Regions from separate parts of the Homo sapiens genome. Here region 1 is linked to region 2. Evidence: chromatin contacts called from ENCODE Hi-C data. All regions are on one chromosome and are shown on one strand. The core of a region is the stretch at or near the end of the contact, and the rest is flanking DNA. Distances in the headings are between cores, read along the strand shown.

What was found. A loop is a pair of places that touch in the nucleus more often than their neighbours do. Pooled maps may share reads with other maps.
Region 1: a map of naive thymus-derived CD4-positive, alpha-beta T cell shows a loop between it and region 2 (20-fold over the local background). The contact joins the promoter of NT5DC1 here to the promoter of MAN1A1 in region 2. A Hi-C loop is called at or near these places in 2 of 168 maps with a recorded cell type or tissue (CD4-positive, alpha-beta memory T cell and naive thymus-derived CD4-positive, alpha-beta T cell), 1 of 37 single-sample maps with no recorded cell type and 7 of 50 pooled maps.

The regions. Positions count from the first base shown.
Region 1 is chr6:116,098,956-116,103,356 of GRCh38, forward strand. It overlaps NT5DC1 (5'-nucleotidase domain containing 1), which reads left to right and starts at 1,898. Exons shown (of 12, transcript NM_152729.3): 1 at 1,898-2,068. The coding sequence starts at 1,976. It also overlaps a transcript of FRK not described here. RefSeq lists enhancers at 1,558-2,080, 2,081-2,601, 4,071-4,140 and a silencer at 1,714-1,973.
Region 2 is chr6:119,347,798-119,352,047 of GRCh38, forward strand. It overlaps MAN1A1 (mannosidase alpha class 1A member 1), which reads right to left and starts at 1,964. Exons shown (of 13, transcript NM_005907.4): 1 at 1,745-1,964; 2 at 666-1,490. The coding sequence starts at 1,268. RefSeq lists an enhancer at 435-784 and silencers at 995-1,114, 1,175-1,374, 1,885-2,524.

The DNA.
Region 1 (4,401 bases), core at 648-3,147, 3.2 Mb before region 2:
GCAAAATTCTCCCACAAAGTTTAAATGATGTGGACTCTCTAGCACAAGAACTGTTTGTGCAAACATGCAGAATATATATAATTTGTTAATCAGCAAGTACATAAGATTGTTGATGTGCATGTAATAGCCAGATCCAGTCCCAGGACCACTTGGTTATCGACCCAGGGGTCTTTTTCTCTTTAAGAGTGCCCTGGTTCCCTCTCTCCCCTTACCCCAAGTCAATTTCCTGTTCACAATTCAGCACACTCAAGAGGTTTTGTAAGGAGAAGTTTTTGCTAAGTCAACAAAAAACAATCCTTTTATACTCTTCCCTCTTACAATGAATGTACTAGTACATTTGTATTACTAAGGGAAGTCCCTAAAGTACCTAAAGCACCTACTCCCACATGAAACAAGATATTCCCCAAGGAAACATGTGCCCTTCAATGTGGCATGCACCTGGAAGTTTGACTTTGGTAGCATTCTATTGCAAGGTGCAGAGGAGAATGCCAAGGTCAATGCTCCAGGGCCAACAAGCTTTTTCCAGCCTCTCCAACAATCCAGCCTTTTCTCTTTTGGTTCACAGACATTGAAAACATGATTGTTGGACTCATCAGTGAACAGCTTAATCTTCTTGAAGATTCTTTACTTTTCCTATTCCAGAGAGATTTGTTTGGGGCTTTTAAGTGTTATAATGGAACAAGTTATCAATTTTATTCAAATGGGTCTACTAGGTATAAGTGTCCTCCTACTCAATTGTACTATCTATTGCACTAAATTAATCCTCTGATTGGTCTATTAGCCTCAGAAGGATTAGTATTTGAAAGGGTTAAATGCAGTTCTCAATCAATTATATTTTCATTATGTCACGACTATTGATTTGTCCCATTAGACACATTGTTCCTTTAAATTGAGAACTGAAGCAGTGTAAACATAATAGATTTGTATTTTCTTTTTAAAATGAGGTACTATGTAATAAAGATCTCAAAGTGCTAGTCCTTCACATCCGGAAATCAGGAAGAGAATTAAATGCCCTAAGGCATACATTGTATGTAATGGATTAACTTTCTCTGCATCTAAAATGGTAGTAGTTATACAGTTCTTGAGAGAATTAAGCAAATGTCACTCAAAACATTTTGTGCTCTATAAACCTTAAACCCGGTTTGCAAAAGTTTTTTGTAGTATGCTCTATATATTTCTATGAAGTTTCTGATGCCCTTTCATAAAAAATTCATTACAATAACAAAATAGGATTATCAAGTAATAACCAATATTGGTTTCCATAACAAGTATCATCTTGCAAAATGGTTCTTCACGATGTCTGATACATTTATTTTCTAACGCACTCCAGGGTATGAAATAGTGAAAGGTCTGTCTTCCACTTAACCACTTAGGAAACCAAGGAATATAAAGTTTTTGGTTTAAACCACTATCAAAGATCACGTGGGTGAAAAGACCTTCCAAATTGTAGGCTAACTGGGTCAGAGGGATATTAGCGGATGAATTTTTTCTATGATCTTACTATTCCTCACACAGGGGTAAAAGGTCAGGTCTAACCTCATGATCTCCTGGTTTCCGAGGCGCCCTGAGGCGATGGAGTGTCCCGGTTAATTTTGTGGTAGCCCTCGGGAAAGGCTACGTGCCTACAGGTCTCAGCTGTGCAGCAGCGGCACCGCTCCTGGACCCCTACTGCCTTCTGGGCTCCTAGGCTTGCGGAACAGATCAGGAGTCGCCGGCATTGGGGTACCAGGAGGACGCGAGCTGACTACCTGACTCCGGGCGGCGCAGGACGCCCGCCGCGCGAGGGGCGGGGGCTAAGCGTATCGAGGGGCGGTGCTCGAGGGCGCGGGAGGCGGGAGAGGCTGCCGCGCCGTGTGCCCTGGCAGCCGCAGCCCCGCCCCGCCGCGTCCGGCCCGGTCCTGTCCCGCAGCGTCCCGCCAGCCAGCTCCTTGCACCCTTCGCGGCCGAGGCGCTCCCTGGTGCTCCCCGCGCAGCCATGGCTCAGCACTTCTCCCTGGCCGCCTGCGACGTGGTCGGATTCGACCTGGACCACACTCTGTGTCGCTACAACCTGCCCGAGAGCGCCCCGGTGAGTGGCGCGGGCTCCGGGGCGCACTGCGCGCAACCTCCATGGCGGCTGGGGCTTGAGTTTCCTCCAGGTTTGGGCAACGGCGGACGCTGCCCGGGGCCTGCGGCGGCCGAGTCTTGCCGCAGAGCGCGGCCTCCAGCGGCGAGAAGGGGCGGAAGTGTGCAGCCTCCGCTCCGCGCCGGTGCCGTGGGGACCGGCACATTTACCTCAGCCATTAGCTAATGTTGAGAGGGATAGGGAAGAACGAAGGAGGGGCAAACTGCGCAAGACCGGGCTGGGGAATCGGTGATTTCTAGGGCCGAGGAGGGGCGGGGTCAGGGGGACTAGGGCTGTCCTTGAAGATCTCACGTCGTGGAACTTTCTCTGCATGTCTTTCTGGACACCAGCTGATTGTGGACACAGCCACTTGATTTGGTACTTGCATTTTTTTTGGCTGCATTTTTCTGTTTGCACGATCAACCACCCATCAGTGTTTAAACTGCAATCTGGGAGAGATGCGTAGTATATAGTGTAGTGTATTGAAAGGAACACTAGTTGAAAAGTCATTAAGATCTTAGCCCTAGTTTTACCTTCTATCAAGAGAAGAAAATACATATTTATTGCGCATCGACTACGTGCTCCGTGCACTTTGAATACATTCCAGTCCTACCAACAGTCTGCGAAGTTTGGGTCCTCACTGTGCCCTGAGGGAGGGGGACATGGAGTATGCATGCTTCCAGACCTGTACACTCAAATTAATTGCCCTCCCTCCACTATTCCTTTGGTTTCCCAATTCCCAAGGAAACTAATTTTGAAAAGTTACCAGATTTTTTTAGTCCAAGATCTAAGCATCCAGACAGAAAAAGAGCTGGTTATGAGTACAGTGGTGAAAGCGAGGACTCCTCAGCCAGACTGCCTAGCTTAGGACACCAGCTCCACTGTTACTAGCTCTGTGACTTCGAGGAAGTTACTTAACCTGTGCTGCTTCTCAGTTTCCCCATCTGTAAAATGGAGCTAATAATTGGATTTACCTCACAAGATTGTTGCAAGGATTAAATGAGTAAGAGATGTATAATGCTTAGAATAGTACCTTGGCAAAGACAAGTGTTTGCTTTTATGGTTACCACCCAAACTATTTGGAAACCTCACAGTTTATGGGTAGAACTCTAGATCACTGGTGCAGACATCAGCCAGGGTTGTGCCCCATTATGGGCACCCGCCAGTTCCTGCACCCACCAGTTCAGGTACACGTTAAAGGTCAAAAAAGAGTGGCTGCCCGAATTTCTCGTGTGTTTTCTATGCCCAGATGCTAAATTTTTTTTTAAATGTCCTTTTTCTGCTGTTACACTTTCCTGCTTTCTTACCTTACAGGTCTGGTTTCCTTAGTCACATTGAGAATTAAGAAGGCTTTTTTACTGCTTGATTCTTTGGCCACTGCTTCCCCTAGGTCTTTGATACATGTTTTCCTTCCCTCTGTGTCTTTCGAATCCTTCCTGGTTCACAGTTTTGTGTGTCTCCTCTTTAGTTACCTTCATTTGGAGGTAATATTGTTAAACCACTGTCATGTTAGAGCTAGTGTTGTCCATAGGTGATCATAAAATTTCAGAATATAAGATTCTCAAAGACAAGAGGTTTTTTTACTGCAAACCTGGAGAATAAGTGATGTTTAAAGCTTGAAAACAGTAACCTATTGAGTTTTGGATCATGTTTGGTGTGGAAATCTTTTTTATTTTAAGTCCCACAGTGTGCTGAGCACCATGCTAGAGCTGAGGATACAGAGATCAACACGCAGGCCTCCAGGCAGCCTTACACAGTAGGCAAAAATGCTGAAGAGTTAGTCTTGGTCCCTTGTGGTGGGTAGTATGACCTGGGTCTTGCTTCACGCTGCCAACAGTGCCTGGAGGGCCTCTTTGCTCTGCACAGAAGCTCTTCATCCCATCAGGCCTCATCTTAAACATCGTTCCCCTTAGGAAGTCTTTTTGGCCCTTAAAGTTTGCCCTTCCATTCTAAGCCCACCTTCAGTTTTCCACAAAACCCTTCATTCCTCATAGCACATGCTGCATGATATTAACACTTCCTGTTTACTTGTTGGACTTCCCCTAGAGCCCAGCGTGATGACTCCATCAGTATCTGTGACAGTTTCTTGTGTGTTCTGTGTGCCGAGCTTAGTGCTGGGCACATACTGGACTCAATAAATAGACTGAATAGATAATAGGTATTTTAATAACAGAATATGATACAGCCATGATTCTAATAAGCATGCTGCTTATATGAATGGATTTAATCCTTACAACGTCCCTGTGAGGTAGATATTATCACCACTGTTTAATCACTTAACAGTGATTTAGTCACTG
Region 2 (4,250 bases), core at 714-3,213:
ATTAACTTTGTCACCATTGTGCTGCTGTGGAGGCAAACCTGTTGCATCACATGGAATACCCTATTTCTGGCTGTGCATTAGAAATACAAGAGGCAGCCGACTGGCTTTTTATATTTTCATTTTTTAAAAAAGTAAACAATAGTATCCCTCGATGATGGGAAGTTCTCAGGTTTCACCTTTATAGTCTGAAAGTACACACAGAATGCCACCTGGCAGACAAGGGCCACACAGCTGAACCCGGGGTATGCTGGCTAGCTTTACCACGCGTGAAGACTCACTTTAAAGCCACGTCCCCAATCCTTACCAGGGGGCTGATCAGTGCCGTCGCTGTTACTGGTGGGGCGATTAACCGTGTAGCGGCCAGAGAATGAGGTTTGCGTATTACCTGCCCATGTATTTATACCCACCTCGTGTGGCTTGTGGTCACCAGAGCAAGAGCATGCAAATTAAAAGCAACGAGATTTGACCTTAGATCTTACTGGACACATCTACTACTATATTGGAAACAGGAAAAGAAAGAGCTTTTGACACAGCACCTGGTGGAAGGGGCAAACCTCCATCTCCCCATACATTGCATTGTTGCAGTCTTCAGAGTTTCAAAGGCTTGCCGTTTCTCCCTGAAAAACACGGCCGGTCGGGAGGGATTTCTGGCGCGGCCCACTCACCTCTTTGATCTTTGCCCTTTTCTCGCGGATGGCGGCGTCGGCGGGCTCCCGGCTCTCCACCCCGATTGGGGGCACGAAGTCCACCGGGGGCAGGCCTCTGAACGGCGCCTTGTCACGCAGCTGGTCCTGGGCCACCTTCTTCTTCTCCAGTAGGATGTCTCTTTGGATCTCCTCGGGCAGCTTCTGCAGGGTCTCCTTGGCTTCCCTGAGAGCCCGCTCGTGGTTTTCGCGGATCCTGGCCAAGTTGTCCTCCAGGGCGGCCTCCGGGTCCCCGGGTGCCCCCTCCTCGCGGCGCCGGGCTCGCCCCTCGGCCGCGTCCTCGGCGCGCGCCCCGGGCCCGGGCTTGTGGTCGGCGGCCGGCTGCAAGGCGGGGCTGGAGTGGAACAGGACCCCGCTGAGCAGCTTGGAGGAGTCTGGCAGGAAGAAGATCGCCCCGAAGCAGAGCGTGATGAAGGCGCTGAATACCAGCAGCAGCACGAACTTCTCCGTCAGGCGGAGGGCGGCGGGGCCCGACCCCTTCCTGCCACCGCCGCCGCCGAGCCCCCCGCCCAGGACGCCGCCCGCGGGGCTGCTGAAGAGCGGCAACAGGCCCCCCACGGGCATCGCTCCCGCTGTCCAGTGGTCCGGCGCCGCGCCGCTCAGCAGCCAAACTTCGCCGCCGCTGGGAGTCCGCGGCTGCGGGGCTGGGTCCTGCGTAGCCAGGCCGCCCGACCCCCTCGGCTGGGCTGCGGATCCTCCCTGGGGGAACAACTCCGCGCCGGGTCTTCTCCCCGGGGCGGCTCCTCGGGCACACAGGCACGCGCGACAGACCGCTGGCTGCAGCCCCTGCGGGGAGAGAAACAGTAAAACGTAGTAATTACGGCGATGATAAAGTTTCCAGCGGGTCTCCGCCCTCCGACTCCTGGCGAGCCTCCAGGACCGCTCCCCTTAAGCAGAGTCCTGTCCAGTCCGGGCACCGCCCTCGCAGCCCACTCTCTGGACTTGGGGTGAAGTTATCAGGTCCCGTGGGTAGGGGAGGGGTGTCCCGCGCAGGAAGGGGTCAGGGCAGCGCGCGAGCACCTCGGGGAGGGGCAGCGCACCTCTGGGCAGGAGGGGCGCAGCGTGGGCGGGAGACTCGTCAACTTCGCCCGCTCCCCATCTCCGCGCTGAGACTGCTGCCTCTTTCCTAGGCTGGGCTGAGCGCGCTGTCCCACGGTCCCGCAGCCCCGGCGCGGCTCAGGTGGGCGAGCGCGCCGACCTGCGGGCGAATGGCAGCGAGTAGAGCAGCACGGTACACTCCGCCGCGGCCCCGCGAGCACTAATCTCACTGCCGGTCTTGGGGCGGTGGAAAGCGAGGGAGGCGACGCGGCCGGAGAGTGACGGCGCGGCCGGGCCAATCACGCGCCGCCCAGGGTCCCGCGGGGGCGGGGCCGAGGCGAGGAGGGGGATGCGCGGGGCGGGGAGTTTACGGGAAGCGCAGCCTCGGCGGGGCCCGGCCGGCGGCGGGGAGGTCGCGGGGCCGGGAGGCGCGAGGTAGGCGGGAGCCGCGGTGAGGAGGACGGTCGAACCCGTGGCTGAGGCCCAGCGCCGAGAAGCGGCAGGCAGAGTTCGGGGTCGGGGAGTTTATCCTGCGCTGGCCTCGGCAGGGGTCCCCGGGGTGGTTGATCCTCGACTGGCCCGGGAGGCGCCTGGGTCCGCGCGGGACCTCTCTGCCTCCTCCTCCGACCCGTGCGGGGCGGTCGGGGGCGCTCCCGAGGGGGTCCCGGGAAAGGCGGGGTCTGGCAGGGGGTCCTGGGCGCTGGGTCGTTCAGAAGCACGGCTTTACTCCAGTTACCCTCTTTTTATCCAAGGCCGGGGTTCCCCGGGTGCCTGGTAGCAGTGAAACCCCAAGTCCCTCGGTTAGGGGAGCCGTGACCCTGGGAGCTTTTGAGCTCTCTGGTATAACATCCTTTTACATCCTAAGAGACACAGTTCTGTGCTTGCTTAGGACTTTTTTCGTATGCGCCCTTTCTTCCCCCAAAAAACAAAAAACCGAAAAAACTTGTATGTCTCTCCCGCCCACCCGTACTTTCACTATTCATTTACCTCATAGAAGTTGGTCAAATTTTCCATTCGAAGACGAGTTTTATGCTGCGGTAGCTTCAAGCAATAAGTCGAACACTGTGTTGAAATTAAGTCTTGGATCCGACTACTTCCAGCGAAGTGAGGAGTTGGTCCAATAGAAATTATTTTCCAAAATGTGTTGTAATTCTCCTGTTGCTCCACAAATAAGGGGTTATCAGAGAGGAAAACGTTGACTGACTTCGCATTTCTGAAAGCTGGTTTGTAGTCGCCTTATTTCATCCTTACCCTTCTCTGGAAATGTGACATTAGTTCTGTTTGTGCTTAAGACAAAGGAAACAGCTGGCACCTTTCGGGAAGGTGGCTCCAGTACAGTTGTTTCCAGGTGTTAAGCTGTATGAGAAAGTAGAAAAGTAATCAGAAATCCTTACTAGTTTTCATTTAATCATTTAATTATTAATTTTAACCATCATTATTTGTCGTCTACTTGTTTTGTGTAAAATGAGTAATACACTCAAAGTTCTTGTTAATAGGAAATTATTGTTTGATAAAGCTGGCTTTATGGCTTGGTTATTTTGATACCTGCTATGAAATTCTATGTCCAGAAGAGTGCAGCATATCCAAGCAGGGTAATAAGTTCAGAAGGACTGAAAAAGAAAACAAAGATGATTTTTCTTTAATGATGGAAAGGCAATTTTTATTTCAAACGATTATGCATTTGTAGGTTGTGCATAGGCTGAAAGGTTTGAATCACTGTGAAATAATGTTTCTAACAACATCCTTAAAACTGAGTTACCTCTTGAATGGATAGATAAATAGGAACTGGGTTAACTACCCCAAACGCTAATCTCTTTATGATCATCCTTTTTTGGAATGATTTATTATTTTAAAAATTATGTTGTAAGAATGGAATTATAGCCCCGGAAATATTTAGAAGCTTTATTTCAAATTAATGTTATTAAGTATTCCAGCAAAACAATAAATTCCACTTTTAAGTATATGTTAAAATGGTGATAAATAAAAGTTATAACTTAATTCTATTTCTGACACTTTAATTTTGATACCAAATCAGTTTGGGCATTTAACTTCTGTAGTGGAAATATTAAAAATTTAGTACGTGGGTTTAAGGATTTTTTCCCCTAAAAACTTTAAATTTATCTATGTTGTTTCTACATCTTTTAAAGTAACTATTCTTTTTAAGTTCATCATGAAGCTTATTTTAAGATTTTTTTCTTATTTTCCGTATTTCTTAAATGACAGGGTTATACTTGCAGCCTGGCTTTGATAATATGTTAAACAAGAAGTTAACATGGGTGGTTGATTATAGGTACATATTAAAGGGTGTCTGTGTACATTAGGTGGGATAAGAACTATATAGGAACACCAATATTTGGGCCAGAGCAAATTTGAAAAATTCACAAAGAAGGTATCTGAAGAGGCATAGCAATCGAATTATGCATCCTCTTTAAAATAATCACATGAAGCCCTGTGTGCTCATGGTAAGGGAGGAGTAGAAAATAGTCAACAAGTAAAATTGTGCATTTT